Linked DNA regions of Homo sapiens: region 1 is linked to region 2. A link is a loop called in an ENCODE intact Hi-C map of the cell type or tissue named here. Cell type or tissue: K562. All regions are shown on one strand. Links, peaks and the distances in the headings refer to the core of each region. The heading gives the core; the rest is flanking DNA. Region 1 overlaps CLEC16A (C-type lectin domain containing 16A). Region 2 overlaps CLEC16A (C-type lectin domain containing 16A).

Evidence for each region. Hi-C counts contacts between places; a loop is a spot of excess contacts. Peaks named below come from ENCODE experiments on the same cell type or tissue, not always from the same donor. Only the 100,000 strongest peaks of a DNase experiment are listed, where the experiment ranks them.
Region 1: it touches region 2 in a loop (4-fold over the local background); 2 of 110 quality-filtered maps call a loop at or near these places.

The regions. Positions count from the first base shown.
Region 1 is chr16:11,153,326-11,169,059 of GRCh38, reverse strand. It overlaps CLEC16A (C-type lectin domain containing 16A), which reads right to left. Exons shown (of 24, transcript NM_015226.3): 23 at 2,508-2,672. Among named protein-coding and RNA genes, the nearest start is that of SOCS1, 95 kb to the left of the region's middle. In K562, for the core only: no CTCF peak of the experiment used is centred there; DNase peaks (open chromatin) are centred at 3,490, 7,499, 8,103, 9,442 and 1 weaker place.
Region 2 is chr16:10,966,083-10,981,816 of GRCh38, reverse strand. CLEC16A (C-type lectin domain containing 16A) reads right to left here. Exons shown (of 24, transcript NM_015226.3): 4 at 12,508-12,656; 5 at 10,587-10,692; 6 at 9,258-9,263; 7 at 8,756-8,879; 8 at 4,418-4,592; 9 at 2,435-2,488. Among named protein-coding and RNA genes, the nearest start is that of CLEC16A, 29 kb to the right of the region's middle. RefSeq lists enhancers at 914-1,413, 1,414-1,915 and silencers at 9,490-9,667, 9,991-10,285. In K562, for the core only: a CTCF peak has its summit at 10,168 (motif pointing left); DNase peaks (open chromatin) are centred at 9,416 and 10,136.

The sequences.
Region 1 (15,734 bases), core at 3,450-11,449, 190 kb before region 2:
TGGGCGGTTAGGATGAATGAGCTTGGAGGAGAGGCCCTGGCCCACCCCGCTGCCTGGCTGGCCCTCCAAGGATATCATCTCTGGTGGATCAGGGCCAGGTCCCTGGTGGGTGGAAAGTTGGGTGAGCGAGCCACGCAGGGTGACCTTCCCTCATCAGAAGCCTGAATGCTGAGTCGCACTCTGAGCCAATGTCAAATCAAGCAACTGGCAGAAGGGCTCCTATCCCAACAAAGCTGTCTCCCTTCTCCTGTCCTTGGCTTTCTCTCCTCTGCGGCTTGCTGGAACAGCAGGCAGATGTTGGAGCCATCTGGTTAGGCCCATCCCTACAAGGAACATGGGAAGCCCATATGCTTTGGTCTGGGTGGACTGGGAGGGAGATTGCAGGCTGGCCTAGAAGTCTGGCCTCAAGACAGGGAGGAGCTTGTGGGCTCTGATGAGCTCTCCTGCCAGGGATCAATAGCTGCATCCTGAGGCATCTGTAAGAGTAAAGCCCAGGCTGCCCACCGGGCATGGCCCTTCATCAGGTGAGTTGTCTCAGTGTCTGCAGAGCCAGACAGGCAGGCTGGGCCTCAGGCTTTTACTGTCATGCTGCATAAAGAATGGGGACCTACACACTTGTCTCCGCAGGCCTGCTGGGGACGCACCAAATGGGAGCAGACACCTCGGAGGTCCTGACTCTCACTTATTGACTGGAACTGCCTGGCCACCTGACAGCCAAGTTAATAGCCACTGGATTTCTGAGATGAGAAGACATTACGCTGGTACCATGCAGGGGATGGTGGGGGTAGGGACAGAGGGGCTGAGGGAGGCCAAGAAAAAAGAAACTAGCACACACTGCAGACACCAGGCCCTGGGAAAGTGCAGAGTTGAAGCCTCAGGGGTCACATTCAGGTAGACATCCATATACAGAAGCCCATTTTTGATCATTTTTGATACTGTGGGTCTTTGCCGGTGTTAACTTTAGGCAAAGAAGTATATGGCTGTTTGTTCACTTAGCTGTTGGCTGTACGTCCTTAAAAATGACAGAAAGGTGACCACAGCTACAAGGGCAAGGAAGCTTTCATCCCCAGTGCAACGGTAAATATGTGCGTTGGGGTGCATGAACACACAACCCTGCATGCCCGCCCCTGAGCAAGCATGAAACGGGATCAAGAGGGCTACTGAGGGTGCGTCTTAGTTTCTGAAAGAAGCTCTGCTGGAGTTTCCCAGCTACAAGCCTGGCAACAGGGGTGGCATCTGCTTGGATGTGCAGCCAACCTTAAATTGGGCTCAGAAATAGCTCAGAAGGGGTGGTCATGCCCTGGAGCAGGTGCCGAGTGGAAGAGGATCTCTCAGTGAGGTGGCTGTGGGGTGACTTTCCTGCCTGGGCCTCGTGAAGTCAATATGAAGTGCAGGTAACATTGTGTGTGGATGGGAGAGACACAGGTGGGTTGGGGTGCTCTGAGCCACAGGCATGAACTGGAAATGCAAAAGCTGGAAGTGCCCAAGAGAGAGGTGTAGGTGCCCAGGGAGATCTTGGCTCCTGGTGCTGAGAGGATGGTGACCAAGGGCCCTCGACCTCCCTGGCTCTGCAGTAGCCCGTGTCCTCCTGCCATGATCAATCAATCCAGAACTCAATGAGAGGTGGGCCACGTGCCCCTGAAATATGATGAGTGAGGGCTCTGGAGGGGAACTTGCAGGAACAGTGAAGGATACTAAGGATCTCCAGTCAGAGGTGCAGGCAGTTGGTGTGACCCCCCGACCCATGGCGGGGGGATGCTGCTGGGGCACAGAACATCCTGCTGGCTCAAGGCCATGGATGCTCATCCCTGCTCCTCTGGCTACAATTTGGGGCCATGTTGTGCCAGAGGCCTGGTGTCTGTACTTCCCCACATCTCACACAGCGAATAGCTCACGGCAGCCGAGAACGAGGAGCTGGTGCATGTCCCATTCCAGGCTGACTCCAGGGGCTCCCATTCACTCCCGGGTTCCCTCTGTGCCATGTCTGAAGTGGAATAAGTTGAAGGATGGCAAGATACGACTTCATCACATCCTACCAAAGAGTGGCAAAGTGCGTGCCTACTCGAACAACTGGACCGCACCACATTTAAGGACAAAACTGGTATGTTACAGAGGAAAAAAAAAATCAGCAGGAACGCGATTCTTTTCCTAGACTGCAAACAATCCCCTTGGGAGACCCCTCCTTGTGACACCTAAGACTGTGGAGGTGATGATAGGGTGGGTTTAGGTGCAGCCCGCCTGCTGCCCATCAGCTCTGCAGTCAGTGACAGCTTCGGTGGGGACCGGCCTGAAAAAGGAGCAATTCTTCCCCATCTGGGAGCTGACCCAGCCTGGGAGGGAACATCAAGTTAGAGGAATCTCTAGAGGCTTCATGTGCAGATCACCTGAGCGGCATCATCCTTCAAGTGCTGTGACAAGGAGGACCTGGAGGTCAGGGGTTTTGGTAATGGTGAGGGATCACGGGGTTCTCCAAATGTCCCCATATCACTGAGTCACGTGGCCAATACCTGCTGGACTCTGGGCTGTGGAGGGGGTGGAGGACGAGCTGGTGCCTCCAGAGTCGCAGTGGCTGGTGCTCCCGCTGCCGCTGGGGCTCCCGCTGGCGGAGGGTGGCGACTGTGAGGACAGGGACGGGGAGCTGTGCTGGTTTATGCACTGGGCCACGGCGAAGCCTGCAAGACAAAGTACCAGGTGACCAAGTGGAAGCAAAGAGTAGGCCTGAGGGCCTCAATGTCATGGTTCCACTGAACAACCCAACCTCAGTTCCTTGAAAGTCCTGCTCTGTTCCCTGGAACAGGCTGACCTCACTGGTCGTGGCCCTGACCCAGCCACATTTTGAAGCTATTTCAAGGAAAAGGTTTATTACAGGTTTATTTCAAGGAACAGAGTACAACCAGCCACAGAGCTGAGTGTGGGGCCATGAGTCGTAAATCCGAGTGCCTGATACTGGCTCAGCAGCGTGCCAGCTGTGCCCTTGAAGAGGGACGTGCAGCCTCGTGGCAAGTTCACCCAGGGATGCTAGATGCCCTCATGGTAGAGTCTCAGGCTTCTGCTGATGGTGTCCAAGGAAGGGCACCGGACCCATGCTCTGAAGTCATACCTGGGGGACCCACGCTCTGAAGTCACACCCGGGCAGGAGGACAGTGCCCTGGACGCTCCTTCCAGAGAATTTGCTCTGCCCTTGAGGTTCTAGGGAAGTCAGGTTCAGGAACAACGAAAGCCCTGGCAAAGAGCTAGTGATGATGGTCTCAAATGGCCCTCAGCATCTCCGGGACCTGGAGGTGGAGTCTGCCCACACGTTTCTGCGGTAAACTGACCCAGCGGGGATGAACGAGCCCCTCATCTTGGAGACACTCAGACCTGGGTGCACCCCTGTTTCCCACACAGAAGCACCAGACACTTGAACAGCTATTGTGTTTCTCTTGAGTCTTTCCCAGCCACAACCTGGAGTATCACTACATACTCCCACTGTTGTGGGAATAAAATGAAAGAACTATTATCACACCCCAGAACAGGGTGTGGCACATGGTGAGAGCTCAGTATACATGTTTGTTCTTTATGTTTTTTTGCGATAGGGTTTCACTCTGTTGCCCAGCCTGGAGTGCAGCGGTGTGATCTCAGCTCACTGCAGCCTTGAGCTCCCAGGCTCAAGTGATCTTCCTGCCTCAGCCTCTTGAGCAGCTGGGACTACAGGGATATGCCACCATACCCAAATAATTTTTTTTTTTTTGGTAGAGATGGGGGTCCCACTGTATTGCCCAGGCTGGTCTTGAACTCCTGGACTCAAGTGATCCTCCTGCTTCAGCCTCCCAAAGTTCTGGGATTACAGGTGTGTGTCACCACACCTGGCCGATACGTGTTCTTTACGATAAATCAAAGCCCCTTTTATCCGGCCCAGGAGCCCCTCTTCTGGTGGACATGTGCTTTTCTGCAGGCCACGACTTCAGCCCCTAGGAGCCAAGCAGGACCCATGGTGATGGTGCTTCGTGGCACAGAAGCAGCCCCAAATTGCGGTGGAGATATGGGGGGGCGAGTCCTCCTTCCAGCTGAGAGAGGGGATCTCAACCCTCTTGGTCACTCCTGCAGCCTTCCCACTCCTCAAGCGAATGCATTCACCACAGCCAGCCCTGGACCCCATTCATGCCACCTGCCCTGCCTGAACTTCACACGGTCCAGCTCTCTACTAACACTACTTCCAGAAGGCCCTCTAGGCCCTGACCTCACCTTTCTTGAAACTCAGGAAGGCTGCAGGGTGTTAGCAGGGGTTGGCATCCTGCAACCTGCTGCCTGCTTGGTAAGTAAAGTTTTACTGGAACAAGCCACGGTCCTTTGTTTACAGAGACTATGGCTGCTTTCTCGATCAGCGGCAGAGTTGAGCAGTTGCCATAGCGACCACATGGCCTGCAAAGCCTAAAAGGCTTTTTTGCCAGGTTACCTGGCTCTGGACAGAAGCAGTGTGCCCATCTGGTGCAGGGGATGACACCCAGGTTATGGCACCAGGGAAGCCTGGGATTTAACCCTCCTCTGCTCACTTCCCAGCTGAGGGACCTTGGGCAAGTCCCTGATGTCCCTCAGCCTCCTTCCTTTCACCTACAGATGGGACCTGCGGCTCAGCTTAGGGCTTAGCAGGACTCTTCTCCGGGCCATCAAGGAGGGGCTATTTCCACTCAGGTTCATGTGAAGCTGTTTTCGTCTAAAGATCAGCTCCTTAAAAGGCAAGGGCCCTATTTATACCCCCAGTTGGGTTTTGGGGGTGACTTAACAAGCGCTGACTATAATGGCAAGTGCATGGGGCCCAGTGAAAGCAGGGTGAGTCTCCGAGTGAGGCGGTCATCCTGAGCACCAGCTCCTCTTGCGTGGAGGGTATTTCCTGCCCGCACCTACCGCAGAGGTCTGCTTGCGGAGAGAAAGGCAGGATGAATGTAGCTGGAGTTCTCAGGAAGAGGCACAATGTGATATATTGTGTGTGTGTGTGTCGGGGGCCCGCTCAGATGAACTATGGCAAACATCCGGCAAATCCAAACACTGGGCAGGAAGATTCCTTGGGGACACTCAGCCGCAGCCTCATGGAACCAGTTTTATAGCTGCTCACTTCTTAATCACTTAGAGCGGTAAACCCCCCAGTTTACAAGCTGTTTACTTGCCTCGAAAATGAATTACCCCTTAACAAATCAAAATGTCAAGATGGCTTTTCCCGAGCTGCCTATTTATCAGGGCCATGAACAGAGGGCCAGCCAGTGTAGTAACAGAGTTGGGATTACACCTTGTATGCTCCCGACAATGACCCCGGCTGGAAGGGATCAATGACATAGCCGTTGCCAAGGTGGTCACAGGCCCATTTGAAGAAGACACGTCTTTTCTCTTGCCCTCTTTAAAGCCATGGTTTATTACAGCATCATAAACCTGGTTTATTATCAAAAGACATCTGCAGTGGGACATGTAGGGTAGCAGATGAGAAGCTGGCACTGCAGTCAGGATGCTTAAATTCTTTTATTTTGGGAATGGGTTGGGATCAAGTCATAGATTGGCAGTAAAATCTGCATGTACTGAGTTAAACAAACAAACAAACAAAAAAATCACCAACTACCGATCCCATCCATTTGCAGGGTCTAGCTGAGCAGAGGTTACTGAACACATCTCTCCCTCACCCACTTCTACTAAAACTCCCACTTCCCTCCTTTCCACTCTCTCTCCCTTTGCCAGTGGCACTGAGACCAGAAAGCCACAGTGACTTTTGGCTTTTTTTTTCCTTTATTTTGCTGGATGGCCAAGGCCCCCCACCTGCAATTTCAAGGGGTTTTTCCCCAAATCAAAGTGGCAACACATCAGAGAATCAGGAGGGTGCTGGGGAGAATTCAGGGTGAATGTCTATGGCCAGAGCGCCCTGTCCTCTGGTTCCTGCTTCATCCCAGTCAGGCAGTCCCTGATGAACTAGCTTTGGCAGAGGTGCCAGAGGCTTTTGGTGTATGAATCAAACACACTTGGGCTGCGAAGTAGGTGCAAACACACAGACAAGCCAGAGATCGTGCGACAGGAGTGAAGGCAAACCGGCCTCCCTGAGATCCTCTCCAGTGATAACAGTCTTGGCTCTCCCTGGGTATGCTTCAAGGACAGCCTGCAAAATGTGTATCAGAGGCTGCATGGACTTTCACACCATCTGACCAATTCCACACCTGCAGCATCCCATGCTGCAGACGACACTGTGGGTGGATGCACATACCGAACTACAAGGATATTCAGCATATTGGTGTGCAGAACAGAGAACAGAAGACAGCTGATAAGTCCAAGAACTGGGGAAAGGCTAAGTGAATTCTAATCCCTCTAGATGATGAAATTCCCTGCTGCCAACCAACACGCTGGTAAGAGAAGACTAAGTGTTGGGGGAAATGCTCAAGATGGAGTCAATGAAAAAAGGTTAGAAAAAGCATGTCCCATATGTTTCCGCTCTTGCAAAAAATTTGTGCTCTCTTTCCCCCTTGTCCAGAGCAGAGAAGGCAGCTGGAGATTTGAAGCTGACACAGTGAGAGAAGCAGGTAGTTGTACTGCAGTGAGTTTTGTTATTTTTTGTGCTTGTCTGAATTTTCCAAGACTCCTATTGTAAACCTTATTTTAAACCAAAAAGAGAAAAAAAAGGGAGGATGATGGAGGGAACACAAACTGCCTGGGAACTGGATAGACTCAAGCTCCCGATCCTAACATCCTCCTGAGATCTGTTCTGCCCTCTGAAGCTCTCTCCCCTGGACTCACCAAGAGCAGGGCCAGGCAGGCCACTCCAACAGTGGGGGGAAACTATGCCCATGGTGAGACACATCCCCCACTTCCCAGGAGCCCCCAGTTTCACGGTCGGGGGGCGCAGCCCAGAGTCTTCCTGTTGCCCTCTGGCCGTGTTCTGCCAGTTATTTTGGGAAGATGAACTAATGAATAACGCTCTGGCATTTGTGAAGCACAAAAATACCAAGAAAAGGTCAGTCTTCTATTTTTAGGCCCACTGACAGAAGGAAAGCTGGGCTTGGAGTCAGAACCCCAGGTTTGAGTCCAAGCTCTGCCCAAACTGACTTCGAGACCTTGGACATGCCCCCCTCCTCCTCTTCTACAGGTCTTTAAGCTTTCCCCACCAATAATCACTTAACCATGTGATTCAAGATTCAGAGCCGGCCAGCAGCCGCCTAGGGGCTTGCACACGAGTTTCGCTTTGCTTATTTATGTTATATGTGTGTTTGTTGGAGGTACCACCATGGACACGTTGGGAGCTTTTACACACAGACCTGGATTTCTGCTTTCTTAAAAAATGAAAAGATCTGGCTTTATGGGGCCCCATTCCTGCAGGACAGCAACGGGAGAGAGATGAGCAGAGCTGGGTCCCTGCTCTTGCAACTTGCCTGGCCGTGTGGGCGTTTGAGTTGATAATCTCTGCTCTTTATGCCTAGATTGTTGGTCAAATCCATAGGACTCAGGGAAGCTGGAACCCCCAGATATCTTTCGAGTCAAGGCCCTCCTACAACCCCAGAATCACTGGGTGTGCATAGGAGTGGGGATGTGGAAATATGGCGATCTGCCTCCAGCAGCCTAGGTCAGTCCTCAGACCTCCTACCAAGAACCACTTGCTCTCAACCTTTGCTAGGCCGTTCCCTCGGTCTGGAGTTCTGTTTTGCTTCTTTTCTGTCTTTACAAACCCCTGCCCCATTCTTCATGGCTCACGCAGCTCAGCATTAGCCTGGGAGGAGTCTTTGCATAAGGTAGGGTTAACTATTCTCTCCCCTGTGCTTCTGCAGCAGCTCTGTCCAACCTTGGGGCCTTGATGGCTGTGTAGGAGTCGGCCTACCTAAGCAGGGCATAAGAAATTTGACTGCAAAGATGTTTAGGTATTTAGTGTGATGATTATCATTACATTAATAGCTAGCACCTGGAATCCTCTAGGTTAAGAGGGTTTTGTTCACTTTATTGGGAAGGCTTAAAACAAAAAAGCAAAAAGAAGAGGGTTTTGGACAGTGTTCTTGATATTGTAAGCTGTCTCTCAATAACCATTCTCCCTTTCGGTTGCAGTTACAGAACCCAGAAGCTAGTCGTGGCCAAGTGACTAAGTTGTGACCAGTGAGATAGAAATGAATGTGGCATGTGGGATTTCCTGGAAAGCTCTTTAAAAGGAAAGGGGGTATATCCTCCTCCATTCTGCTTCCTGGAAAATGGATGCAATGGCTGGAACTCCAGCAGCTGCCCTGAGCTATGAGGATGAATCACACATTAGGGACAGCAGAGCACTGAAAAGGAAGGAGTTTGGGTCCCTGACGTCTTTGTGTATCTCTTGACTACAAGGCTTCTTTTACCCGAGAGGGAAATTAACTTCCCCTTTGAGTTTATCTTTACTATGTAGTTGAACTTAATCTTAACTGATACAGTTAGGGAAAAAACTTTGTTAATGCGGGGATGTGAGTTAAGTCCCCTAGGGACAAGGGACGGGCTGGCTCCCAGAGTTTTTGGTGCAGAAAAAGCTGCCCTGTACCTGCTGGGTGGAATCTAGGTGTGGTGGGCTGAAGGGAAAGAGGGAAAGGGGCAAGTGAGGTGGGGAGGTGACCCGCCACCTAGGGCTTATGAAACACTTGGTCAACTCTTTCCCATGTGGTGCAAGTGGACTTTTTGGGTAGAAACCAGAGATGGGACCGAGTTTTTGTCTGGGTTCACACCTGGTCACAGAGATTACACACAATTGTTAAGACCCAGAAAGAGCGAGGCCCGAGAGAGACTAAAGGGTGGGAAGGGCTTGGATGTGTGTAGGCACAAAAACTAGTGGGCTTGCACCAAAAGTTTTCTGAATCTCCAAATGAGCAGGGACGCCCCCCGACCTCTGTGGCCTGCCTGGAGTTGGTGCCGCTTTGCACTTGGTAATTACTCTGAGGATACTGGCCATGTGACTAAAGTGCAACTATTTCAGGCTTAAAAAAAAATCTACCCTTGGAAGATGTGAAAACTACCTGAGATTATAGGGGATTCCACAGGAACCTTTTAGGGAGCTGAAAGGGAAGGAACCCAGTTGGCTCTGAATTCAATTTGGGGATTCTCCACTCAACTCAAAAGCACTAACCTCGCCCTGCAGCCTCATTCCCTACAGATGCCCTTACATACTACCTGTTTCCAGGAAGGGTTTGAGATGGCTTATGTTATATTTTAAAACCCAAGCCTAAATGCCATAGATACTAAATACTGAAAGCTACTAAAACAAAAAGTAAATAAGAACCCGACAATAAAAGGTGAAAAGTTATATCAGAAAGACTTCAAGCTATGGGAAGCTAATGTCACCATTTAACTCTGAGCTTCCTAGGAGCTAAGACCACAGGGAAAAAAACAGGCGATCTACACGACACACCAATTCACCCACAAGGTTTCTGTCCCATGAAACCCTCCTGGGGCATGTCTTTGAAAGCAGCTTAATGGGAGACACAACTGCCTGACTGCAGATGGAACCTCATTCCTCAAAGATAACGCCCTATGACAGCCCTTTTCAAACATTTTTTCTAAATGGTGAAACTCCAATTTATACATGAGATGAAAATGGAACTGCTCGGGCTGGCATGGTGCCTTACCAAGGAGGGCCTTCCCCTCCCCTTTCTAGACACTTCTGTGGATCCTACTTTTGAAAATCAGACAGGGCAAGGCTGGCCAGCCCGGTAATGTAATGAGGAGGGGCTGGAGATAAAACACTGGTGGTCCTCTCTATCTGTCATCTGTTTCCCTTTATTTAATAGACACACGCACACTGAGAAACCATTCTCTTCTATTAAAACAACAGTGCAGGCATGCTAATACATGCAGTCCATGGGACATTCAGCTTTTGTGCCAGGGAGATGGCAGGGCCTGGTAGAGACTGGGGCAAATCAGAAAGCACAGATTCCAGCTTCTTCTAACTGCTGCTGCAGGAGAACATGGACCTCAGTATGGCCGCAGTCTCCAGTTTGTCAAGAGAAGCTGGATATCTGGATTTTGACATAACACCTCCTGATTTTGAAAATGTTGACAGCTTCATTCATACTCCTTTTGAAAATTAAGAAGTGGGAAACCCCAAGCCAGCGAAGCCAGGCCATCTATCTTGTGAGCCGTTTGTATGCAACCAGAGGGGTCTCCAGCCTCTGTTTTTTTTTTTTCCCTGAGCTGGAGTCTCGCTCTGTCACCCAGGCTAGAGTGCAGTGGCATGATCTTGGCTCCCTGTAACCTCCGCCTCCCAGGTTCAAGCAATTCTCCTGCCTCAGTCTCCCAAGTAGCTGGGACTACAGGCATGCACCACCATGCCCAGCTAATTTTTGTATTTTTAGTAGAGATGGGTCACCAAGTTGGGCAGGCTGGCCTCGAACTCCTGACCTAAAGTGATCCTCTTCCCTCGGCCTCCCAAAGTCCTGGGATTACAGGTATGAGCCACTGCTCCCGGTCTCCAGCCTCTGTTTTTAACCCCAGGGTGTCTGTCATACCTTGGGGCCTCCTTGACCAAACTCTGGAGGTGGGGGGCTTTTGAGTCTGAGGTATGAGACTAAGACATTTAAATCTCAGTTAGAGGTGTGTCAAAGAAGTCCAGTTTTCAATAGACCTCTTTTAGGAAAAAGCTCTAAGATTTGGACAGGAGAGCTGCCTGCCCTAAGAAAAACCTACACTTATTTATGGTTGTTGCAGATTGCAAAGCATAATATAAAACCCGCTGAGGGCTGATTCGGGAGAAGCAACCCGTGCATTTTCCACAGTCTCTGCCGTGAATGAGGACCATGAGGCGTGGGTGCCCTGAGCTTGCCTTTCATTAGCAAATTCATTCCGAGGCTGTGGCTCAGGTTTCTGACGATGCAGTGTTCATATTTTCTCACCACCCATCACGATGCTGGGAAACAGTAAAAAAAAATCAATCGGCCCTGTGACCTCGCACACAAACTGAAGACAGCAAGTGTGCATGGCCTTATTTCTCCCCTTGTCGGCTCCTTCCTTGGATCTGCCCTTTCACCTCCCAGTGCAGCCTGCCAGGTCCCTGGGGCGAGAGATGGGGGGCTGGGAGGTGACTAAGTCTGGGACTTCAGCTGCTGGTGGCTCTGGACAGATTGCGGCTTACTAGAAAGATCTGCAGGTGACATAGAACCTTCTTGTTCGTGCTTCTGACTCAAGAAGCAGCTCTGGATCCTACACCCTGGCAAGATGACAGCAATACCCGAGGGCAGGCGGGGGCTAGGAGCTACTCAGTGGGGGGCTACCCTAGGAAAGCCACCTTAGGAAGACAGGGCACAGGGCCCAAACTACCCACGGCTGCTCAAAGAGCACGTGTTGGGGGCTGAGGAAGCAGGGTTCAGATTCAAGTCTAGCAACAGCACACCGACATGGGCCAGGTGAGGCCTGGGTCCTTGCCCGGGACTCCTCTTAGGAATCTACACAAAAACCAAAGAGAAACAAAAGCATTCACTGACATGTGGGCAGGGTTCAGATAGCAGTGACTCCAAGGGCCTGCAGGAGCCTTGGGGGGCCCCAGAAGTTTCCTCCCTCACTGCTAGGACCCTGAAGTTTGGGAAAGCTTCAGGTATATGCACAGAGACCCCTTTTCAGTATCCCTTTAATAAGTCTCAGATGATTTACTGTTTCAGTGCACAAAACTCTGTGCTTTCGGGGCAATGAAGGACTTGCCCCCAAATGGTGATATCTGGTTTTCTTCCTGTGCACTGGTGCTGAAGAAGCCACTTCCTGTCCAGCCCAGGGCGCAGGTCTACACATCAGGCACCTGGGGAAGGGATGTTCGTATGGCCTCCCGGGCCAAGCCTGAGCTGCCACCATGGGCGACCCCCACATCACTGATCACTGACTAGGCTGCACCTCACAACGCTTAAATACTTTTTATTTCTGATTGCTTTTCAACGGATAACATGTCCAACATACAAAAATAGCTGGGAACTTGCAGAGTCTTTTAGCCTATAGCTCTTTATCCATGGATAAATCCTCTCAGATTTTAAACACTATCCTTGAAAACCTGCAGAAAAGAAAAAATGGTCTTTCAGTATCTTGCTTTCTCTCTGTGTCCTAATTGTGCCCTTAGAAATGTTTTTGCTGTCGGGTGAAGGTCTGCCTGTGAGGGCTGCCAAGTCTAATGCCCCTTTTGCTACCGGCAGGGGGTGGGTGGGGGGGGGGGCGGGCATTTGGGCTGTGTGAATATGAGGAATGCGTGCATCTTACATGAGCACCTATCCAGGCCACAGAGGGTTGGATGGCACATGGGGGACACAGGTGGACCAGATCTTGGAATCTCTCGCAGTGGTGCAACCTTGCTTTGGATTTCTAGAACTGAAGGTCGCCAGGGCTGGGCTTGATTCCCAAGGACCCAGTCCCTGCCTCGCCCAGCCCCTGCCCTCTTCCACTGGTATTACCGTCTGTAAATTAGCAAGCAAAGACCTCCACAACAGTCTGTCAGCCAAGGCACTAGCAAGCTTGGGAGCGGCCATCTGGGCTGCCTCTCTACTGCGGCAGTCAGCAGGGCTGAAACGGCAGCAGGAGGAAGGCGGGTTAGACAGCACCCAGGAGACTCCCAGGCACAGGCGCTCACTGACCCCAGCTGGAGCAGAATCAGGAATGCACCAGGAGCAGGGTGGGTCACTATGGCCCTGCTTGCAAAGGATGGCCCCCCAAGGTTCTGGCTGGCCAAGGAGTGGCAGATTAGTTGTGTTTTTTTTTTTTTTTTTTGAGATGGAGTCTCACTCTGTCACCCAGGCTGGAGTGCAGTGGCACAATCCTGGCTCAGAGCAACCTCTGCCTCCCGCATTCAAGTGATTCTCCTGCCTCAGCCTCCCAAGTAGCTGGGACTGCAGGTGTGCGCCACCATGCTCCACTAATTTTTTTTGTTTTTGTATTTTTAGTAGAGATGGGTTTCACCATGTTGGCCAGGCTGGTCTCAAACTCCTGACCTCAGGTGATCCAGCCGTCTTGGCCTCCCAAAGTGCTGGGATTACAGGCATGAGCCACCATGCCCGGCCAGGAGCGCCAGATTCTTCCCCAGCAAGTCTCTTATCCCATCAGCCCCATTTTGACCTTTTTGGCCAGAAGCAGGGAGGCCGTACAGTGTGTATCCTACACTGACATGTTTGGCCTGCTCCGTGTGTTCTAGGAGGTGGCACTGTACAAAGGGGCCAGGGAATTAGTCTTGATTCTCTGCAAAAGGCACCTGCCGTTGACACATACTTAGTATGCACCCAAGGCAGAGAGCACCATGCCTGTGGACCCATTCCATTTGCTTGTGTTCGCCAGGACTCCGACTTTGCAGGGTGGGGTAGTTAACTTCTGCAGCTGGGTCACCTCACCAAAGTCTCTCCTACCGTGTGTTTTAACAGATTGGGGCTAGGCCAGACCGATGGCTGATGACGTTCTATGACACATCATCTACAACAAGAACTGAAGATACTATCTGGAACTATGTGAGTCAGATAGAATCAGGGAGTATGTGCGGAGCCACAGAAAGGCCGTGATGGATAACAGCACAGAACAAGCTTCAAAAACCCACAGCTGAGGTTGTTAAGTGGACAGGGCTCTGTTGACGTCTGCCCTGGCAGACCTGTGGGACATGGCTAACCGGACGGCTGGACACGAGCCTTCTGCTATCTGCAGGGGAGAAACCTGAAGAGCAGCAACTTGGCTTTAGGCTTGTCACTTTTACTCTGGCTACAGGATACGGTGGTGAGGAGAGTGCCGTGGCTCTGGGCATGTGACAGCAGGGGACCTGTTCACCCCACGAGCCTGTGTCCTCTAAAGCACTGTTGTCACTCTAAAGCAGAGTGACACCACCACACCTTACAGGGTTCGTGAGGATGAAAGCATTAACGCAATCTAAATGTTCAGGTAGCACTCGCTGTTTTGATTCCTCGGCTGGAATTTACGGTGCCTGGAACTTGGGCCCAATGAGGCAATAACTGGGATTTTCTTCTCTTTTTTTGGAGACAGGGTCTCACTCTGTCACCAAGCCTGGAGTGCAGTGGCATGATCCCGGCTCACTGCAGCCTCTTGACCTCGCCAGGCTCAGCTGATCCTCCCACCTCAGCCTCCCGTGTAGCTGGGACTACAGGTGCACACCACCACACCTGGGTAATTTTTCTGTTTTTTGTAGTGGTGGGTTTTATTTATTTATTTATTTTTGAGATGGAGTCCCGCTCTGTTGCCCAGACTGGAGTGCAATGGCACGATCTCAGCTCACTACAACCTCCGACTCCCAGGTTCAAGTGATTCTCTTACCTCAGCCTCCCAAGTAGCTGGGATTATAGGCAACTGCCACCACACCTGTCTAATTTTTTTGTATTTTTAGTAGAAATGGGGTTTCACCATGTTGGTCAGGCTGGTCTCGAACTCCTGACCTCAGGTGATCCGCCCACCTCAGCCTCCCAAAGTGCTGGGATTACAGATGTGAGCCCCCACGCCTGTCCTGGGACTTTCATTTTCGTAAGTGTCTTTAGACAAAGGGGTATGTAGCAAAAGAAATGGCCCAGCTCTTTGGAGAAAAGAACGCAACACAAAACAAAAGTCTTCCTCACATTAGCTGTTATGACTGAAGATTTTAGGAGTTAACAAAGTGAGACATGAGAGAGCCTTTCTAAAGGAACTTTAAATATCTAGGTTTAAAGGATTTATATGAAAATCGTTTACGAGAAAAATGAAGTTATTTTCATCTAGATTCTTAAAAACCTCATGTTACACTGCATTCAAGACACATGACTATTCTATTTGCATTTCTTTGATAGAGAGTTGAATGGATGAGCTTGAACCATATGCAACTGCCAATATTCAACTAACTTGACCTACAGAAACAGCCATTTCATATGGTTCAATCTACTCTAAGTCCATCCCTCTTAAAGATCCCTACCAGAATAATTCATGGAGGATGGGGACGGAGGGAACAGCCAGCAGTGTATTCAAACAAATAAATGGCTTTCCCCAATTCTCCATTTCTCTTTGCCCTGTCTGCGCATGTGTGTGCAGGAGTGTGCGTGTGTACACACCTGTGTGTGTTCCTCTCTCCAGCTACATTCATCCTTTCATTTCCAAAATCGGTAGCTTCAACAAAATGCTTAGAAATAAGGTTGGCACTTATGGGGAGGTGTGTGTCTTCTTGACAGATGACCCACAAAAAGGGGACTTATTAGGAACCAGAAGGGCTTCTCAAATGGGCTAGGTTGCTCTCTTTTCCCTTTGTTCCTCCTCACAAATGCTGAGCTAATGTGTCCAACATTAAAAATCACCCTAGCTATTATGCATTTGTAGTTTTGACTTATTTTTTTAGTATTATTAATATTTCATCATAAAAGTATTGATTTCCTTTAACTAAGAGACTTTAAAGTTTACTGTATTCTTAAGCATGATTTTATTATGTCTTGGGGTCAGATGTTTTTCCCTCCCCCAGAAGGAATGCTTTTCCTTTTCTATAATGTGCGTCAAGAAGAAAGGAGGAATTGATTCACAGAATTCTGCATTACAGGCAACTTTTAAGGAACGTATCTAGTATGTATACTTAGAGTGACGTTTCTTAAACACAACTGTACGTTTCATTGTTTAGCCTTTTTAATCTGTTAGAGGTAAGAACCAAAGCACAACATTTATGTTAAAATATGAGACAGTTTCAAAGAAGCAAATCTGGGAAAATTAAGACAACTCTGGACATGACCCTAAAGCTGTCAACTCCTCACAAGTGCTCCAGGGGTCATAAAAACCTTAGTTTCTATGTTGTCATCCTCTTCCTTCAAGAA
Region 2 (15,734 bases), core at 5,214-13,213:
ACCCCTGACAGATGTCTCTGTTAGGACATACGAGAACCCTGTAACCCTAATTGTCTCTGGGGATAGAAGTCAGGAGCCTGAACAAAACTAGAACAGAAACCCGGTTTTTACATGTTTGAACTTTTTAACTTTAAAAAACGTTGTTTAAAAAAAATTATTTTTTAAAAAGTGAAGGCAAAAATCAACACAGGCTGCCTCTGGGGAGTGCAGTTGGGTGCTCAGGGTATAGAGTGAGAGAGACTTTTCACATGCCATGTTTTGTACTGTTTGAACAAGGGGAATATATTATTCTAACAAATACATAGAATTCAAATTAGATAAAAGGTACAGGCAGAATGGCCATGTGGCACCTCCCTATAAAAAATTGCATCTTTTAAAAAAATACTGGGAACCTTTTCTATCACAGAGACCACATAGTATGATTCAATGAGTTAACCCACGTCCAAGGCTTGGCAGGCCCTTAAATGTTAGCAATGATGATTTTTCTCACCTTCCTTATGGCCGAATTACTGCCACACATCACTCTACCAACAACACAAAACACCAATCACTGTGGTCATTCATTCTCAAATATCCGTTACGTACCTTGAATGAATGCGGCCTTAACTGATCATTTATTCCTTCTTTTCAGTCCACAAGCATTCAGTGAGCACCTACAAAGGCCCCCCTGAACAAAGCAACCAATTCCTGCCTGTGGACACACACAGTGCTCATTTCCCTGGCTCTGAACCCAAAAAAGAGGGAGGGTGAGTAACTGTAAGGTACGTGGAAGCACGTGCAGGCCAGACTCAAAAAGCTGGGCCCAGCTGCCTACACCACACTCTGTTAGCAGTTTGGTTTTAGGAGGACAGCATCACCTGTCACACCAAATTAACGTCATCCATAAAAATTTTCATGGTTTTCTAGCTATGCTTGTAAAATAATTTGCAAGTATGCAATGATTTTATATTGAAGTAGGGGCTTTCAGGACACAGGATTTATACCTGATTTTAGGTTTTTCACACATTTAGGTCACATTTTCATTAAGCTAAATGAAAATGCAGGGGGAAACAGGGCTTCAGGTTGTTTATCTTTAAAAGGGATGTATTACTCAAGTTTGAGGAACAATGAATTACAAGCTATGTTTTCTGTGAGATACTGAAACAAGTAATTGGGTGCATGGGCTACTGGTCCTTTACAAAGCAAACCGGTGAGGGAGGAGTCTCAGAGAAAAGTCCTAACTCTCTCCACTGACGTTCCCGCTGTGGGCAGTTGGCGGCCATGCTCTCTGGAGGAGACCCTGCCCGGGCAATGCTCCAACAGCTGAAGGGTCCTGAGGATGCTTTCCATATGATTCCTGGGGCTGAGAACTGGCTTGCTTGGGTCCTGTTGGACTCTCAGAATCTCAAGCAGGAGATGCCGGCAGACTTGGAAAGAGGCAGCAGAAAAAAGCTGCCAGGAGAGGCTGGGGTTTATGCTCAGCGCCGTCGTACAGAGCGGCATTCAGACAAACTTGGCCTCGTGCAGAGCTCTGAGCAAATAGCCCCAGAATAGGACTCTGGGCTGTGAGTGATGGTCAGGACATGTCCGGATTGGCCTACCTGCCGGGGAGGAGGTGGCCTCTGAACCTCTCCTCTTGGGCCAAAAAGACAAAGCCCCGCCCCAAATTCAAAACAGCTGGGGATCAAGTCAGAAGGACAGTTCCTCATCAAAGCAAATAAATACCTGTGCCATTGCAAAAGCGGAAACAGAATTCTGGGTAAATGCTGGACTACTTAATAGTCTAATGAGATGCCCTGAGAGTCTGGACTGCTTGTAATAAAAATATTTTTAAAGTTATGTAACTGGGTCGCCATGGAGTTTTTCCCTTCTTGTAAATATTACATAATTACATGAAGGAAACACACTTGTTGAAGGAGGGGAGGGAGATAAATTGGCTCAAGACACAAATCTGAGAGCTAAGGTTGCTACAAGATTCCTTCCACACGGTAATCTGGGAACTAGAACCGCGATAAAGCCCTTTAACAATAGACTCATTTCAGGAAGTTTGTTACACCAAGGTTGCTGTGTGTATGCACGCTGTGGGTTCTGCAGTGTGGGGCTTCATTCAAAGCTGCAGGAGTAAAAGCGATGCAGCCCACATTTCCAGGGCATTTCAAGCACTCCTCAGTTGTTTTGGAAACCTCAGTCTTCATGGTAAAAATCAACTATACAAGTTAGGTTTGGTTTATTTTTCATTTCTCTTTGGATTTCCATCTCCTACCATGAAAAAGATACACACTACCTCTATTTAGTACCTGGAAAACAGAAAGCCCCTTCTGTTTTGCTGTTATTTTACTCCAGCATGGGGGGGACAGAGAAGATGGGGTGATAAGGCCTGGGGATTTTCTTCAAGGCAGTGGCACGCCAAGGGACCCCAAATGTAGTGGGGACATTGGTGAATGATCAAGCATACCTGTGACAGAAGATAAAGAGACACCGGCAGGCTAATTTTCGGCCGTTCTCCTCCCTAGTGCAGGGTGGCAGGAGAGAGAGAGAGAGATCAGGTCACACAAGCGAGCAGCACAAAATACACAAAGCCAAAAGCCTTCTGTGTGAACAAAGGCGTCCTGTCCCACTGACTTCCTCCACGGCCCTAGGGCTGTCCTTTCTTGGTGCTACTCAAAAGTCCACTCCGCAAAATCCCACTCAATACTGTTTGCAAGGACACTATTTTTCCATCTGAGAAACCTTTCACCATTACTCACGGATGAGAGGCTGACCCACGAGAACTTGCTCCTTAAGTTACCAAGCACGTTCATTTGTACCAGCTGGGGCACTGGACGCCCCGGCAGGAGAGGCCTCCAGGAGGCCTGTTCTTGGGAAGTTATTTTCAAAGCATGGGGGAGGAGGTTTAGGGCACTCTGGCCTTGGAAAAGCCCCTCGTTTATAATGAATTTCAAGATGCTCCATTTCACACCCACCCTGTTAGAGAAGAATAGTTAGGCCCTCATTTTGCAGCCGAAGAAACGGGCTCAGGTTAACTGCTTTAGGTCACAGAGTTAGGAAAGGGAAGAGGCAGAATTTGAATGCAGGTCTGAAAACTCCAATTCTCATACTTTGTCTCTGCCTCCCAGAGCTGCCTCTGGTAAAGCTAAGGCGCTTATTCACCTTTATAGTCTTCTCACACACACACTCTGTCTCTGTCTCTCAGGAAATAAGAGGAAAGGAAAGGAAAAGCAGCGTGCTTTGAAAGGAGTCTCCCTCCGGCTCAAAGCCTCAGTCCTGGCTGGGCACGGTGGCTCATGCCTGTAATCCCAGCACTTTGGGAGGCCGAGGCAGGCGTATCACCTGAGATCAGGAGTTTGAGACCAGCCCGGCCAACATGGTGAAACCCCGTTTCTACTAAAAATACACTTTCTTTTATTTACTCATCTGTAGTGAGAATCTTGAAAACTCCATCCCCTTGGAGCACCTCTGCATGGTGACCAGCTGGCTCTGTCCTGCCTCCTGCTGAGGCCCTTTTACCTCCGGAGGAACTGCACAGAGGCCTCCCCTCCAGAAGCAGCATTCCTCACAGGGGGGCCCTGAGAACCAGCAGCACAGAATCAGAATCACCTGAGGGATAGGTGAGACATGCAGATTCCTGGTCCTGAGGCCCTGCATGTTACCAGCCGTCATCCCCACAGGCCTCTGGGGCCTGCTAACAGTGGACAGTCACCACCCTGGGACCGTTCCCTGAGTGTGCTCCATCCCTTCCCTCCATGCTGCGCAAGTTCTGTCGCTGTCTGTATCTTCTCCAAATCAGTGGGTTCTGGCAACTACCAGGAAAAGTTACTGGGGAGGAGAACACTTCAGGGAAGGATGCACAGAAACCAAAACCCTACATTTGTAGATGTTTCCTGTTTCCTCCTGATGTCGGTAATCTTTTCTCATTCACTTTTATAGTCTTCTCACACACACACACTCTGTCTCTGTCTCAGGAAATAAGAGGAAAGGAAAGGAAAGGAAAGCCAGTGTGCTTTGAAAGGAATCTCCCTTGGGCTCAAAACCTCAGTTCTGGCCATAATCCCAGCACTTTGGAAGGCCCAGGCAGGTGTATCACCTGAGGTCAAGAGTTTGAGACCAGCCTGACCAACATGGTGAAATGCCGCCGTCTCTTCCAAAAAGTACAAAAATTAGTCAGGCGTGGTGGTATGCACCTGTAATCCCAGCTACTCGGGAGGCTGAGGCAGGAGAATTACTTGAATTCAGGAGGCGGAGGTTGCAGTGAGCCAAGATCGCACCACTGCACTCCAGCCTGGGTAAAAGAGCAAAACTCCGTCTTTTAAAAACAAACAAACAAAAAAAAAACCTCAGTCCTGATTTGCAATGCTCAGCCCCATTCCAGGGGACTGGGGACTGTTCTTCCCCACTTCTGATGGCCTTCAGCCAGCGGGAGCCACGGGGCTGGACCCACCTTGTCCTGGTTCTCCAGTGAGTACACGTAGAGGGGCAGGAAGAGCCTGTTGAGCAGGTGGTCAGTGAGCACATCGTTGAGGAACTCACAGTTGATGATCAGGATGTCATTGAGATAGTGCAGGTGGTCTAGGTGCTCTGCCACCAGATCACTCAGTTTACCCCGATTCCGATGCCTGCCAGGAGAAATGACCACCTCAGCCTGGAGGCCAACACTAGGAGCCTTTGAGCCTAACATCAATGGCCTGAGACTTAGGTCACTGTGAGTTCATCCACATATTTGAGTTAGTCTCAAGAGACACTTATCCTGGCCCCTACTGGGGAGATATACAAGGGAAAATGGGCAGGTTTACTAAAATCAATTTCAGGGGACTGCTGGGGTCTCCCAGAATGAGGTAAACAAAGCAAAATGCTGCTAAACTCTTCCAGCAAGCCACTGCATAAGCACAGCTACTAGCCACTGTGGCAAGATCCCCTGGCTCCCCAGATAAGCAGCACTAATGGAGCAATAAATCCACTGTAATTAAAATGCTCCAGAGGAGTTCTAAAGAGAAAAGCAGGCCTCCAGAGCCGTGGCCACCCCAGTGGCCCTGACGACATGCAGACATAGAGCAAAGACATGACACCCCTCCCCCAGGCCCCTGCCCTGGAGGTCTCCGTCTCCCAGCAGTTAGCAACAGCATGCTGGGGATGGGGGGCCAGGGGGTAATGTCTCTTGGGTGGAGTCAGTCTCACACTCCAGAAACAGCTGGTGAGGATGCTTTCACCACCCCCAAGGAGTATGCAGCAAATGCTAGCTAGGCATTTTGTTTGTATTGTTGTTATTACCCAACTGATAGATGATCATTTTTGACAACAGCAAATTAAAATATAAAAGCAAATAGAATTCAAAGTCTCAAACCCACCACTAACAAATATCCACTATTAACATTTTGGGACTTATAACCCTAATGTCTGTTTTTTCTACATTTTTACCTCTCCTAGTAGTAGTCACATCTAAAATATAGATGTCACATTTCTATCCGTCTAACTGTATATACTTGAAAAAAAAAAAGTAAAAACAAGATCAATTCTGCTTCTTTTACATAATTCTGGATAATTATTCCTTTTATTTATTTATTATTATTTTTTGAGATAGGGTCTTGTTTTGTTACCTAGGCTGGAGTGCTGTGGCATGAGCACAGCTCATTACAGCCTCAACCTCCCAGGTTCAAGGGATCCTCCCACCTCAGCCTCCAAAGCATCTCAGATTACAGGCACCTGCTACAATGCCCAACTATTTTTAAAAATTTTTCATAGAGGGTGGAGGGGTCTCACCATGTTGCCCACGCTGGTCTCAAACTCCTGGACTCAAGTGATCCTTCTGCCTCGGCCTCCCAAAGTGGTAGGATTACAGGCATGAACCACTATGCCCAGCCAATTATTTCTTATACTTCAACAAGATATTTCAGCTGGGTGCAGTGGCTCATGTCTGTAATCCCAGCACTTTGGGAGGCCAAGGCAGGCAGATTGCTTTAGGTCAGGAGTTCGAGACCAGCCTGGCCAACATGGTGAAACCCGTCTCTACTAAAAATATTAAAAAAAAAATTAGCCAGGGGTGGTGGCATGCACCTGTAGTCCCAGCTATTCAGGAGGCCGAGGCACAAGAATCACTTGAATCTGGGAGATTGGGTTGCAGTGAGCCAAGATTGCACTATTGCACTCCAGCCTGGGTGACAGAGCAAGACTCCATCTCAAAAAAGAAAAGAAAAAAGATATTTGGTAAATATTTACAGCAAATACATGTTGTAAAGCCTAACAGTATAATGAATGTCTATGAACCCACCGTGCGCCTGAGACCTAGAACATTTATGCACAATGTTTTGCACTTTTCTCCCACTTAATAAGATACTTTGGAACATTTTCTCTAATGGTATATTTAAAGTGCCTCACTTTTTAATACTTTGGTTTAAAAAATATCAAAGTAATATATGCAGCTAGGTTTAAAACTCAAATAGCATTGATAAGCTGATAATGAAAAAGAGCAGCTCCTGGCCCAGACTCGCCTCCTCCACTGTTTTTTTCTTTTCTTTGAGACAGTGTCTTGCTCTGTCACCCAGGCTGGAGTGCAGTGGTGCGATCTCAGCTCACTGCAACCTCCACCTCCTAGGTTCAAGCAATTCTCTTGCCTTGACCTCCCTGGTAGCTGGGATTACAGGGGTGCACTACCATGTCTGGCTAATTTTTGTATTTTTAGTAGAGATGGGGCCAGGCTGGTCTTCAACTCCTGGCCTCAAGTGATCTGCCCGCCTCAGCCTCCCAAAGTGCTGGGATTACAGGTGTGAGCCACCGCACCCAGCCCTCCTCTACTTCTCCTCACTGTCCAGAGGCAGTTACTTGTTTCTGCAGATAGTTCCTCCCATATTTCTAGAAAATCTGCATGGACTCCTATTTTGCAATTGAGCCATTTTAGGTATTATCTATTGACCTCCTGTTATGACAGAACTCTTCCATTCTCTCTGCCCCTTCCCCACAAGTAGTTATCAGTAATTGGGGTTGATGTCATAACATTCCCTGTGGAGCCAAATAGAGGACTATGATTTCATTTCCTTGCTTGTATAACTTTGTTCTTTCTATAGTTAAGTGTCTCATTATGTCTCGCATCCATGACTGTTTAAATCCATAAGGCTTCTAGCTTTCCCAATTGCTCCAATGGGTCTGCCCTGGTCCCTTTAGCATCCTGACCCCATCTAGGTGCACCTCTCACTAGGCCTGGGCAAAGCTGTCACCCTGGAGCAGTGGTTCTCAAGTGAGGGTGAATTTGCCTTAAAGGGGACATTTGGCAATGTCTGGGGACATTTTTGGTTGGTACGACTGGGGAGGGGTGCTACTGGCATCTAGCAGGTAGAGAGGCTGGCGATGTTGCTAAAAATCCTACAACGCACAGGACAGCCCCCCCAACAATGGTGCCCAGTTCAAGAGGTCAATAGAGCCAAGGGAAAGAAATCCTGCTCTGGAACTTCTAATCATCCCTTTGAGGACAAAACCACCATCCTAATCTGTTTTTTAAAAGAGATTTATTGAAGTATAATTCACATTCCATAACATTCAATTATTTAAAGTACACAATGTAATGGTTTTTGGTAGAGTCACATAGTTGCCTGACCATGATCACAGTCAATTTTAGAACACTGTTATCCCCCCTGCAAAAAAAAGCACCTTATGGCTGGGTACAGTGGCTCACACCTGTAATCCTAGCACTTCTGGGAGGCCCAGGTGGGTGGATCATGAGGTCAGGAGTTCAAGACTAGCCTAGCCAACACGGTGAAACCCTGTCTCTACTAAAAATACAAAAATTAGCCAGGCGTGGTGGTGCATGCCTGTAATCCCAGCTACTCCAGAGGCTGAGGCAGAAGAATCACTTGAATCCAGGAGGCAGAGGTGCAGTGAGCCAAGATTGCACCACTGCACTCCAGCCTGGGAGACAGAGCAAGACTCTGTCTCAAAAAAAAAAAAAAAAAAAAAAAAAAAAAAGCAAGCAGCCCCTTACTTGGCCGGATGTATGGCTCATACCTGTAATCCTAGCACTTTGGGAGGCCGAGACAGGAGGATTGCTTGAGCCCAGGAATGCAAGATTGGCCTGGGCAACATGACGAAACCCCATCTCTACTAAAAATCAAAAAAATTAGCTGGGCATGGTGGCACAGGCCTGGTGGTCTTAGCTACCTGGGAGGCTGAGGCAGGAGGAATGCTTAAACCTAGGAGGTCAAGGCTGCAGTGAGCCATGATCACCCCACTGCTCTCCAGCCTGGGTGACAGAGCAATACTCTGTCTCAAAAAAGAAAAAAAAGCCCTATACTCATTAGCAGTTGCTTCCTATGTCCCCACACAACATCCTAGCCCTAGGAAACCACGAATCTACTTTCTGCCCCTATAGATTCACCTATTCTGGGCATTTCACTAGGCATAATGCTTTTGAGGTTCATCTACGCCACACCAAGTGTCAGCACTTCATTCCTTTTTATCGCCAAACACTATTCCATCGTACAGACAGACTACATTTTGTTAATGCATTCATCAGCTGACAGAGCCCCTTGACCTTCTCACCAGCTGCGTAGCAGCCCCATCTATGGCTGTACTGAATTGATTTACCCCGCCTGCTCTGGGAGGCGTCTGAGTTGTTTCCAGCATTTCATTATTACAAATAGGTGAGCAGGACCTTTTACAGTACGGAAGTCCATGCTCTGCCTACACAGAGGTAGGGAAGTGCGGTTCTTGTGTTTATTTTTCCTTGATGAAAACAGAATTCTCCCCTAACCACCCTGTCTATCTACTGAGTGGCCCTGGGGGTGTCACTTACTCCTCATCAGTCTGCACGCAGTCATCGAGTTCGATCACATGGCTCCCAATGAACCAGACCAAATTGGAGAAGTAAGGAACAGCAGTTTTATCTCGGATGTAGTGCAGCATGGCCTGGTTATCCACTGAGAAAATTCACAGAAGAAAAAAAAAGTCAAGCTACCAAAAATAACTTGGGGAAGATTAAAAAAAAAACAAAAACAAAGCAAAACCCAAAAACCACAATGAAAAAGCCCTCTGCTATAATCTGAAATTGTCTGTCTTTCCTGGAAATACTTAAAAATGTTTATCTTATTCATAAAACTATAGTCATCAAGGCAGTTCTTATGATATTTTATACTTAAAAATAAATTAGTTGGGCTAAACATTAATGGTGCATGGGAGAGCCTACTTATCAGTAGCAGACTGAGCTAGACTACACTGAGAATTACACCATTCTCAAGCAAGGTATTTACATATAAGGGTAGATTAAGAAAGCAGAAAACCAGAGGTTAATAACTTACATGACACTGGAATAAGGAACACAGGAATCGTCATTGAAGGAAAAGCAAAAAACAGACAACAGTTAACAGGGTTAGGACCTGGGAAGGTGAGAGAGCTGCTCAGAGGGAGAGAGACTAGGGTGGGAGGCATCTGCACAGAGAGATAAGGTTAGAAGGAGACAGGAGAAAACAGAGCAGGAGGCAGCAGAACCAACTGTGGCTTGGACCAGGGTCACAATCTTACAAGCCTGCCACGTTGGCTAGTTGCCAGAGGTCCAGCGTGTGACCTGGGAGCACGGGCCTTGACCCCAAAGGGGCAGCTGCTTCTGTGCCAGCTGACCCCCCCAACTGCAGGACTGTGGGCCTTGACTAGCCAAATCTACATCTTCAAGGTGCAAATCCAGATTATCATGGAAGATCTCCCAATTTTTAAATACTGGCAACTACACATTTTTTCAAAAACTAAGCCAGTTAAAACATGTCTGATGGCTGGATATGGCCCACAGGTCCTCAGTTTGCGACCCCTGGGTGGGTCCAGTTGGGCTCTTAGAAAGGTTCTTAAATTTAATGTAAGCCCAGTGCTAGGCTGGAGTGAGTCCCTGAGAAGCCCCCACCCTCATTAGGGAGTAATAACATTTTGGCTCATGAAAGTCAAAGCCCTTTCATCCCTGAGAAAATAGTCCCATCTCCACTGTGGTGACTCCGGGGAAAATAACCCAGGAATTAGGCAGAGAACTTCCAAGCATCGCCTTGGAAGGGCAATTCCAGTTCAGGAAACTTGTGGCCAGGCAGCCTTTGTGTCAGTGCAGCGGAGAGTGGGGGAATGGCTTTTTCCCTGGGGCAATGTTTTGGGCATTAAGAACATCTTGAGGGAAAGGAGGAATTGTTAGTGCTGGGCTTTGCAGCCTGTTGGGAATACAACATTGCCCCCTGCTGTTCACAATGTGACATGCTTTTATATATTACTTAAAAGTCAAATTACCCCTTAGCTGTATTAAAGTATATTTCACAAGCCAAGACACAAAAATTTAAATGACACATTAAAAAGACAACTTTGCTTTCTCAAATTCTAAAACATAGCCACTCTGAATCCCACACGTGCCTCTCAGGACATCCTACTTCTATGTAGCAGCATGAGCAAGACTTCGACATGCCTGGAGAAGGCAAGGATTTCCATGAGCGGCCAGCTAAATGCTAGGGGATTCCAAGTTTTTCATGAGAGAAGCTGCCACGGCTCATCATCAATGTGCTCCCTCGTGACAATCGGAGAACTGTACGCACACACACGGGAGTGAGTGCTTGCTGCCAAGTCAGAAATCAGCCGAGACACAAGCCCATGAGGACACTTACCTTTATAGACATTCAAAGTTATGGTTCTTACAGCAATTCTAACCATGCTTTCAGGGTGGTTGAAAAACTTGATGGCTTCTGTGTACAGGGCAAAGTCATTGGTGTGCTAAAACAAAAGAAATAACGAAAACAAATTATAAGCCCATAAGCCAGGCCTGGCCCCACCCCAACTCTCTGAATTCCATCAGAGACTTCAGAAAAAGACAAAAAAAAAAAAAAAAATGTTGCCAATGTGAACCGTAAGTCAGTGGTTCATTCCCAATGGGGCATGTAGAAAGGGACAGGAAGGCAAAGCCATGGAAGAAACAGAAGAGTCCAAGTCCGTGTGGTGGTGCACACCCATAGTACCAGCTACTTGGGAGAGGCTGAGGTGGGAGGTTGGCTTGAGCCCAGGAGTTGGAGGCTGCAGTGAGATGTGATCGTGCCACTGCACGCCAGGCTGGGCAACAGAGCAAGACCCTGTCTCAAAACAAGAAAAAAGAAAAAAGAGCAGTAGTAGTGGTAGTAGTAGTAATCACTGATTGATTGGCTGGGAGTGGTGGCTCATGCCCAGAATCCCAGCACTTTGGGAGGCCAAGGAGGGGGGATTGCTTGAGGTCAGGAGTTTTGAGACCAGCCTGGGCAATGTGACGAGACCTCATCTCTACTTTGAAAATTATAATTAAAAAGAAAATGAGTCCAGATAATGTCAGACCTGGGTTCATTACCCATTCTACCACTTCTAACCTGTGCAATGCAGTATTTCTAAACCTCTGTTTCTACATCTATAACATGGGGATAATAACATCTACTTTATGGTTTCCAGATTAAATGAGATCATTTCTGGTCTTGTGCTTATCCCAGCACCTGACACCTAAGAAGTACTCAGTGGGATGCAGGGAAACATGAGGGGAAGGCTGGTGAGAACCTTCTGAGAAAGTTTTCTTTGGAAGTTAAAAAGGGACACAAGAAGGGAAGTGATCTCATCAGGCATTTTGGCAGTGGCAGCCAACCTGTGACCATGAGGGGTTGAACCTGAGGATGGATGCCAGCTGTATAGTCAGCAGAGCAGCAAGATGGGAAAGCCTGGGTCCTCGCTGATACTGTTGAACCACAGGATGAACCAGCCCCAGCACGACCAGTGCCTGGACCTTTTGGTGTGGGTGATACATTGACCCTATTGTTCAAACCCCTTTTAGGTGTGAGGACAGGAGCAATTTATTTATTTAAGTTGTTCATTTTAATAATTCTCCCAAAGAATGTCAGGGACATTATCTTATCAACAATAGCAACGTCTATGCTTTTAGGGAGCTATGTACATACTGGCACTTTGAAGACATCATCTCATTTAATTTAACCCCTAATAACCCTACAAGATGTATATTCTTATCCCCATTTCTCAGATGAGGAAACTGAGGTTCAGAAAGGGACTGGGACTTCCTTAAGGTGACACAGCAGGGAAGTGACAAAACCAGCCCTGACTGGAGTTCCTGTTTTTCCCACAGGGCAACACTTCCCCAAGACAACATCTGGGCATGTCTCCTCTCTACCAAGTATAAAGCTCTCAGAACAAACTGAATTTTACATTAACAATGGAAAGGCTGGCCAGGTGCTGTGGCTCATGCCTGTAATCCTAACACTTTGGGAGGCCAAGGTAGGAGGATCGCTTGTGCCCCGGAAGTTCAAGGCCAACCTGGGAAACATAGTAAGACCCTGTCTCTACAAAGAATTACATTTTTTTAATAGAAAGGTAACTTATTTAATTAAAAAAATTTTTTAAACATGCCAAAGTCAAAAGTGTTGCCATGAAAATCATAACAAGCATATAAGAGCTTTGTAAACAGACACAAGACCATCCAGATATAAGGCGCTGCCGTAAAAAAAAAAAAAAAAAGCCACGTGTGGCTTTACACCCACACGTGCCCCTCTGGCAATTACTTACCTCATTATAAAAGAAATGGACAGTGTGGTTGTTGAGTTTTAACGAAAGTGTTTTCAGGAACGATATATAATAGGCCATAATCTCCTCATCAGAAAAGTCAAATTTATGAACGATGATAGAATTTACGTAGTTATTTGAGAGCAAATAATCTAGAGGGAGAAAAAAACAAAACAGGTTAACTCATGCTGGAGGAAAGATAAGCCAGGTAACAAGCAGATGACCACGTTAATGTACTTGAATCAGGTAAGCCTCTGGGTTGCTGGGATTAAACACACTAACTGGGAAGAGCTTAACTTTTAACCAGCAAAGAGATCATCTTCAATGTACAGTCACCAGGAAGTTCAAAGGCATCACCAGAGAACAGCCCTTCCCCGCCCTCCCACACCAAATAAAAAAAAGACACTCCAACATTTTCTTTTCATTGATGGCAAAGTGCAACAAAGAGCTGGGAGTAGGGGGAGATTAGCTGGTGTGTGGGCATTTTCACAAACCACCCATGAATGAGGGTAAAAAGCTGCCCCCTTCTGCCATCACAAATCACATCATCAACTCTGAAGGCCACAGTAGGGTTTTTTTCCTCCTTATATAGCAACATGATTGCATAAAGGTCCCTTCCTGCTGAATCCCTACTACATGCCGGCCACTAGGCTGAGTGCTTTACATGACCATTAACCATCACATGATCCTGCTCATTCTTCCCATTTTGCAGATGAGCAAAAACATCTCGGAGATGTTAACTTACCCGTGCACAGAGACAGTCACAGAGAAGGGATTCAAACTTAGGTCTGATGTCAGAGTTTGTCATGCATTATGGGGGCCCAACAATGAAAACTGGGTGATGAGGGCCCAAGGGCACTGGGGTCAACTGAAGAGCAACCCCATTCCCCAGCTCCCAGCGCCTGGCCCTGCAGAAATGCAGGCCAGTATGGTGAGGGCTTTCAACAGTGAAGAGAGGCAAAACCAGATTCCAACACTGCATCTCCTGATCCTGACATGTTTGCCACTGAAATCAACTAGCTTTTAAAGCTGTGCTGGCCGGCAAAAACATGTCTACTAGCCAGCTGCAGCCTATGGCCTGCAGTTTGATATCTCAGTGTTGGGCCCTTGCCAGGCATATTTCCCTCTGTGTTCTTACCAGCCACCCTGCAAGGCAGGCACTGCTGTCCCATCGCCTGTCCTTTGGAATGTTGTGTGAGTGCTGCACCAGCTCACCTGCCCGGCCCCCAGGACAGCTAAAGGCAGAACACGATTCACACCTGCTGGGGGCATGGTTTGGAGCCTCGCTACTCAGAGTCTTGTCCTCAGATGGGGAGCACAGCAACCCCGGAGCTTGTCAGACCTGTAGGATCTTGGGCCCCGGCCCTGCGCCACGGAGTCAGAATCTCCAGGGGTGGGCCCAGCACTCTGCATGTGAGAAGTGTGCAGGGCTCCCCATGCGTGCTAGTGTTTGGGAAGCTCTGGGTTTAATCGTGGACTTGGACTGGCCTGCTTGTGTCCACATCTCGCCCCTGCCACTTCCTAGCTGTGCTGTGACCTTGGGCAAACTGCTGACCCTCCCCACGCCCCAGTTTCATGAAGCCAAAACTTCCTCATGAAGTAGTGGTAAGAGTTAATGGAGAAAATGCACAGAAAGCACTCAGGACAGTAGTAGTAGTCACTGATTCACTGGCTGTGTGAATGGACAGCATGGGCCGCAATGCAAGCACTCGATAATGTTAACTGCCATTCTTCTTATTATTATTACTATTATTCGGAGATTCAAAATCTCAGCTTTAGCCAGGTGTGATGGTGTGCACCTGTGGTCCCAGCTTGAGGCCAGGAGTTCAAGGCTGCAGTGAGCCATGATCGTATCACTGGAGACTAGCCTAGGCGACAGGGTGAGACCTGTCTCTAAAAACAAAACAAACAAAGAAAATCTCTACCATATTCCAGGACTGAAAACAGTTGCTCTTGGGTGAAGAGGAAATAAACCATTAAGTTATTTGGAGCCGTCGAGGTACCTAACTGAGGTCGATCAAAGTCAAACTCAACAGTCTGTTGGGAATCATCAAAAACACCACAAAGAGGAATCTGGGAGCCCGGGATCGTGATGGAAGCCACAGTGTGGGCCTGTGGCGTGGTCCTCCTTGGAAGTCAGTTCTCCGGGAAAGCCACTGCATTCAGAAAAGCCACTGTGCACTCTGAGCAGGCATGGCAGACAGGCTGTGCGGTTTGTAGTCTTAGAAGAGCAGTTTTCAAAATCGCCTGCTCATAACACTACTGAGGCAGTGCTTGGGGATCCCTCCAAGCAAGGAGTCAATGGGTCTAAGGCAGAATCTTAGGAATCTTAATGTTTTTAAAGATGGGGTTATGTATATCACAAATCCTAAGTGGACAGCTTGACATATGTGGAAATATACACACACATATATGTATGATATGGTTTGGCTATGTCCCCAACTAAGTCTCATCTTGAATTGTAGTTCCCATAATCCCCACGTGTTGTGGGAGGGATCAGGTGGAGATAATTGAATCATGGGGGTGGTTTCCCCCATCCTGTTCTCGTGATAGTGAGTTCTCACGAGATGTGATGGTTTTGTAAGGGGCTTCCCCCTTTGCTGAGCACTCATTCTTCTCCTTGCTGTTGCCATGTGAAGAAGGATGTGTTTGCTTCACCTTCTGCCATGATTGTAAGTTTCCTGAGGCCTCCCCAGCAGTGCTGAGCTGTAAGTCAATGAAACCTCTTTCCCTTATAAAGTACCCAGCCTCGGGTATATCTACGTATAAAACACATAGATACATAACCCTAAGTGCCCAGCATGATGAATTTTTACATATACACACGGTGTAAGCACCATCCAGATCCCAAATCTGACATTCCCAGCTCTCCAGAAGACTTCCTCATGCCCCTGCCCAGTCAGTACCCGCTACCCCAATGCAACCCTTATTCTGCTTCTAGCACATCAGACTCGTTTTGCCTGTCCATGAACCTTATCTAATGGAAGCAGACAGTACGCACACTTCCTATGTCTGGCCTCTTTCGCTTATTACCACATCTGAGGGCTTTCCAGGTTGCTGTGTATGCAATGGTAGTAGTTCATTCCTTCTTTCCTTTTCCTTTTTCTTTTCTTTTTTGCTATATAGTAGTACATTCTCTGAATAGTCCACAGTTTATTTATCCACCTGGAGTCTAACATGGGTATCGTGTCACCCAGGTGATTCTGATACCCAGAGCACTTCTTTTTCTT